2 separate regions of the Homo sapiens genome follow, and region 1 is linked to region 2. A link is a loop called in an ENCODE intact Hi-C map of the cell type or tissue named here. Cell type or tissue: mammary epithelial cell. All regions are shown on one strand. Links, peaks and the distances in the headings refer to the core of each region. The heading gives the core; the rest is flanking DNA.

What was found. Hi-C counts contacts between places; a loop is a spot of excess contacts. Peaks named below come from ENCODE experiments on the same cell type or tissue, not always from the same donor. Only the 100,000 strongest peaks of a DNase experiment are listed, where the experiment ranks them.
Region 1: a loop joins it to region 2, with 23 times the contacts of the local background. A loop is called at or near these places in 2 of 110 quality-filtered maps.

Annotation. Positions count from the first base shown.
Region 1 is chr5:40,215,910-40,218,839 of GRCh38, forward strand. No RefSeq gene overlaps it. Among named protein-coding and RNA genes, the nearest start is that of LINC00604, 23 kb to the right of the region's middle. In mammary epithelial cell, for the core only: no CTCF peak of the experiment used is centred there; no DNase peak of the experiment used is centred there.
Region 2 is chr5:40,445,580-40,448,509 of GRCh38, forward strand. No RefSeq gene overlaps it. Among named protein-coding and RNA genes, the nearest start is that of LINC00604, 210 kb to the left of the region's middle. In mammary epithelial cell, for the core only: no CTCF peak of the experiment used is centred there; a DNase peak (open chromatin) is centred at 1,532; H3K27ac peaks cover 1,186 bases.

The sequences.
Region 1 (2,930 bases), core at 197-2,696, 230 kb before region 2:
TTTTTCAAAAGTAAAGCAGGGAAACTGGAATATTTATTACAATTCTTGTTTTTGTTTTTGTTTTCTTGCCTTGAGATATGAGGCTGTACCGTTCACAGCAAAGTGTAATTAAAGCTATGTGCTTTGTAATCTGTTCTGGTGTAGTTTTGTATATTCATCTTGCTCAGGTAGACTTTCTCAATTATTTGTGGTTGTGAGGGTTACTGATAGTACATTTATTAAGTATTGTATTCGTTTCCTCTTGCTGCTATGAAAGATTACCACAAATTCAGTGGCTTAAAACAACTCGTTTGTTATCTTACAGTTCTAAAGGTAAGAAATCCACAGTGCATCTCACTGGGCTAAAATCAAGGTGTTAGCAGAATTGCATTCCTTCTGGAGGTTCTAAGAGAGAATCAAATTCTTGCCTTTTCCAACTTCTAGATGCTACCTGAGCTCCATGGCTCATGGTCCTGCCTCACTGCAACTTCTGCTTCCCTAGCAATATTTCTTTCCCTGTGACGTATTTCAGGTTCCAGGGACCAGGATGTGGACGTCTTTGGCACGGGGTCATTATTCTGCCTATCAAAAAAATACTTAATATGTACTGAGCACTCTTCTAAATTATTTTATTAATTTAGCTAATCTGCCAACCACAGATTAGGTAGTAAAGTACATAGTATTATATTTTCCATTGTAAAGATGAGGAAACTGAGTTACAAAAGGTTAGAATTCTAGAAAGCGGTGAAGCTGATACATATACCTACCAGGCTCAAGTAGCCAATCTTTAGCCTTATACCATACTGCCTCTTTGAAAATAAAAATAGCATGGAAAATTAGAAGACAAAGATGTACCCAAACCTCATTTTAATCAATAATGTCATACATTCCAAGTATAGCTTTTGCAAGACCGAAGATTGGAAGTGGCATTTGCTGTTTTGATTCTCAATTATTCAGCAATTAGTTACTGATTGCCAAGAATTGGGATAAATGTTGAGAATTCACAAAGTCCCTGCCTTTAAGGATCTGCTTAGAAAAATAAAATGAAAACATTTAAAAACCACTAGAAAACATTACAAAAGTATATGCACTCAAATGCTAAGTGGAATAACACTTTATTTTTTTAGTGGAGTTCAAGAGACAAATCCAGGCACCGTCAGTGCTTAAATGTAAGTTCTCCAAAAAAAGCAAAATAGGAGAATCAGCCAGGTGCATGGGCAAACTATAGACTGCATTTCTATGTGTTGGTAGCTGTTATGTTTATTCATTCTTAACCTTCATTACAATGGGAGTTATTTCATAGTCAAATTACAGTAGTCCCCCCATCCTCGGGTAGATCTTCTGAGACAGCAGATAATACTAAACCCAATGGCTGTCAATCAGAACACATTTCTGTTCATTTTCCACCTACCACTTTAATGCCTTTTCCATCTTAACTAAGCACGTATCATGCACTGTGGCTGTAATTTTTGTATTTTGTTGCGTGACAGCAACTCTGGTACAAATTACTTTTTCGCTCTTTGCAATTTCATGGACAGAAAATTTCTTCCTACCATAGATCTTAGCAACCTCAAAATAAATGTTTTCCCCTCTCCTTATTAAGTCCAAAACTATCACCTTTTCACTTAATGGAAGCACTTTCTCTTTGGTATACCTGAAACACCATCATCACTACTCTGCACTTTGGGGTTATTATTAAGTAAAATTAGGGTTACTTGAACACAAGCACTGTGATACCGTAACAGTCAATCTGATCACTCATATGGCTACCAAGTGATTCATGGGCAAGGAGTATTTACAGCCTGGAGATGCTGTACAAATGGATGGACATGCACCAGGATGATGAGAGATTTCATCGCAGTATTCCAAATGACGTGTATCTTAAAATTTATAAGTTGTTTACTTATGAAATTTTAAATGTAATAGTTTTAGATTGTGGTTGACTGTGAGTAACCGAAACCATGGAAAGTGAAACCACAAATAAAAGAGCACTACCATAGGGATTTTTGCTAAAATTAAAGGGGTACAAGTGCAATTTTGTTATGTGCATATATTGCTAAGTGGTGAAATCTTGGCTTTTAATGTATTTATCATCCAACTAATGTAAATTGTACCTGTTAAGTAATTTCTCATCATCTTCCCTGCTTCTGCCCACCCACCCCTCTGAGTCCCTAGTGTCTAACATTGCACACTCTTTGTCCATGTGTACACATTATTTAGCTCCCCTCTATAAGTGAGAACATGTAGTACTTGACTCCATTTCTGAGTTATTTCACTTAAGATGATGGCCTCCGGTTCCATCCATGTTGCTGCAAAATACATGATTTCATTCTTTTTTATGGCTGAATAGTATTCCATGGTGGATTGATCTATCTATCTATCTATCTGTCTATCTATCTATCTATCACATTTTCTTTATCCATTCTTCCACTGACGGGCATTTAGTTTGTTTCCATATCTTTGCTATTGTGCATATTGCTGCTATAAGCATACGAGTGCAGGTATATTTTTGATATAATGATTTATTTTCCTTTGGATGGATACCCAGTAGTGGGATTGCCAGGTTGAGTGGTAGTTATGTTTTTAGTTCTTTGGACATCTCCATACTGTTTTCCAAGGAGGCTGCACTAATTTACATTCTCATCAATAGTGTAGGAGTGTTCCCTTTTCTCAACATCCTTGCCAATATCTGTTTTTTGACCTCTTAATAATTGCCATTCTGACTGGTGTAAGATGATATCTCATTGCGATTTTAATTTGCACTTCTCTGATGGTCAGTGATATGGTTTGAATGTTTGTCCTCTCCAAATCTCATGTTTAAATGTGATCTCCAGTATCGAGGGTGGGCCTGGTGGATGAACAACTTGGTGCTTTCCTCATGGTAATGAGTGAGTTCTCTCTCATGGTTCACTCAAGAGCTGCTTATTTAAAGGAGCCTGGTGCCTCTTCCT
Region 2 (2,930 bases), core at 332-2,831:
TAGCAGATTGCCTAGGTTATAGTGAACAATAGATTTTGTTGCATTTTCTACAAACATGCTAACTTAATTCTTTATCTTATCTCAATTGCCAATCTTTGAGAGTAATGCTTGATTCTCTGAAGGAAATCCTGGTGCTGAATTGATTTGGTATAAATTAAAAAATAGAATACAAAGACAAAGGAGGACTTAATCTCTAAGATTTTCATGGTTATTTGAAGGAGAAAGCAGATAGATTAATGGAAAAGAAAGATAATGGGCCAGGCATGGTGGCTCACACCTATAATCCCAGCACTTTCGGAGGCCAAGACAAGCAGATCAGTTGAGGTCAGGAGTTCAAAACCAGCCTGGCCAACATGGTGAAACCCCATCTCTACTAAAATATATATATATATATACAAAAATTAGCCAAGCGTGGTGGTGCGTGCCTGTAGTCCCACCTACTTGGGAGACTGAGGTGGGAGAATTGCTTGATCCTGGGAGGCGGAGGTTGTAGTGAGATGAGATCACACCACTGCATTCTGGCCTGGGCAATAGAGTGAGAATTTATCTCAAAAAAAATAAAAATTAAATAAGAACAAGAAAGATCATGACTTTGAGATAAACTCTTATGTTAGACCTGCAAGGAGCTTCAGACATCTGTATTAGTCCATTCTCATGTTGCTATGAAGAAATACCCAAGATTGGGTAATTTACAAAGAAAAGAGGTTTAGTCCAGGCGCGGTGGCTCACGCCTGTAATCCCAGCACTTTGGGAGGCTGAGGCGCGCAGATCACGAGGTCAGGAGATCCAGACCATCCTGGCTAACACAGTGAAACCCCGTCTCTACTAAAAATACAAAAACAAAATTAGCCGGGCGTTGGGGCGGGCGCCTGTAGCCCCAGCTACCTGGGAGGCTGAGGCAGGAGAATGACGTGAACCTGGGAGGCAGAGCTTGCAGTGAGCAGAGATCATGCCACTGCACTCCAGAGCCTGGGTAACAGAGCAAGACTCCATCTCAAAAAAAAAAAAAAAAAAAAAAAAAAGAAAGAAAGAAAAGAAAAGAGGTTTAATTGACTCACAGTTCCCCATGACTGGGGAAACCTCAGGATACTTACAATCATGGCAGAAGGCACCTCTTCACAGGGCGGCAGGAGAGAGAATGAGCACAAGCAGGGGAAATGCCAGAAGTTCATAAAACCATCAAATCTTATGAAATTCATTTATCACGAGAACAGCATGGGGGAAACCACTCCCATGATTCAATTACCTCCACCTGGTCCCTCCCACAACATGCAGGGATTATGGGAACTACAATTCAAGATAAGATTTAGGTGGGGACACAGCAAAACTATATCAACATCTAATCCATCCTCTTTGCTTTACACATGAGGAACCCAAAACTGGTAAATTGAGTGTCTAATTCAAGATCATGCACCTAACTGCTGACCCACTACACTGGTTGACCCAGGACTTGGAGGTAGTGGGATGGGGAAAACGATAACCAATGGGAGGGAAGAAGACAGTTCTCAGTGCAAATACTGGGAAAATCCTGGGTGAGCCAGCATGAGTCATCCTATGTTGACAGCACCAGTCAGAGTCAACATACCTCCTGACTCCTCATCCAGTCTGGTGCTCTTTCTTCAAGGGCATGTTTTCTCAGACAGACAGCTCTCTACTCTGAGAGATCTTATAAGCCCACTTTCCAATGACTGCTCTCTGGATGAGAATTTTCCAAAATGCAAATTACCTTGTGAGTTAATTTTATTATATGAATAAATACTTATATTTCAAGACCTTACATTAGTTTTTTCCTATGAGTCAATAATTTTACCATGATATTTAACATAAACCTAACATCTTATCACTTTTCTTCTCATTTATCAAATTAATTCCAGTGAGACTTAAGTTTTTAAATATACTGAACAGACGTTTGCTACAGCATGCTGCTATGGAATAGGTATGTGGTCTTCAGAGTCTTTGTTATCACTGAAATAATCCACACTAGAAACACAAAAACATGAAAACTGTTTTATGTGACTAATCCACCACATTCCCTAGAGGCTGCTGTTCTTATTTCATCACAAACACAAAGTTATTGATATGGAATTCATTTCTTCCTGCTTACTTTAACCAACTACCTACCTAGCCACATGGCCATTATAGAGTTAAAATCTACCATGAGAAAGAAATAGAGCCCTTCATGGCCTAAGGCCATGTGGGGTTTCTTTGTGTTTTGTTTTGTTTTTAACATTGATCTATTTTTTAATTAACAAATAAAATTATATATATTATGCACAGCATTTTATTTTAGAAATATGTATACATTATGGAATGACGCGAGCTAATTAGCGTATGTATTACCTGACATACTTATCATTTTTTAATGTACATGATCTTATTTTATTTTATTTTTTATTTTAAGTTCTGGGATACATGTGCAGAACATGCAGGTTTGTTATGTAGGTCTACATGTGCCATGGTAGTTTGCTGTACTTATTGACCCATCATCTAGGTTTCCTCCCCTTGCCCTGCACCCCCCCAACAGGTCCCAGCATGTCTTGTTCCCCTCCCTGTGTCCATATGTTTTCATTGTTTAGCTCCCACTTATGAGGGAGGACATATGATGTTTGGCTTTTTGTTCCAGTGTTACTTTGCTGAGGATGATGGCTTCCAGCTTCATCCATGTCCCTGCAAAGGACATGATCTTATTCCTTTTTATGGCTGCATAGTATTCCATGGTGTATATATACCACATTTTCTTTATCCAGTCTATCACTGATGGGCATTTGGGTTAGTTTCATGACTTTGCTATTGTGAATAGTGCTGTACTAAACATATGTGTGCATGTGTCTTTATAGTAGAATGGTTTATATTCTTTTGGGTATATACTCAGTAATGGGATTGCTGGCTCAAATGGTATTTCTGGTTCTAGATCCTTGAGGAATCACCAC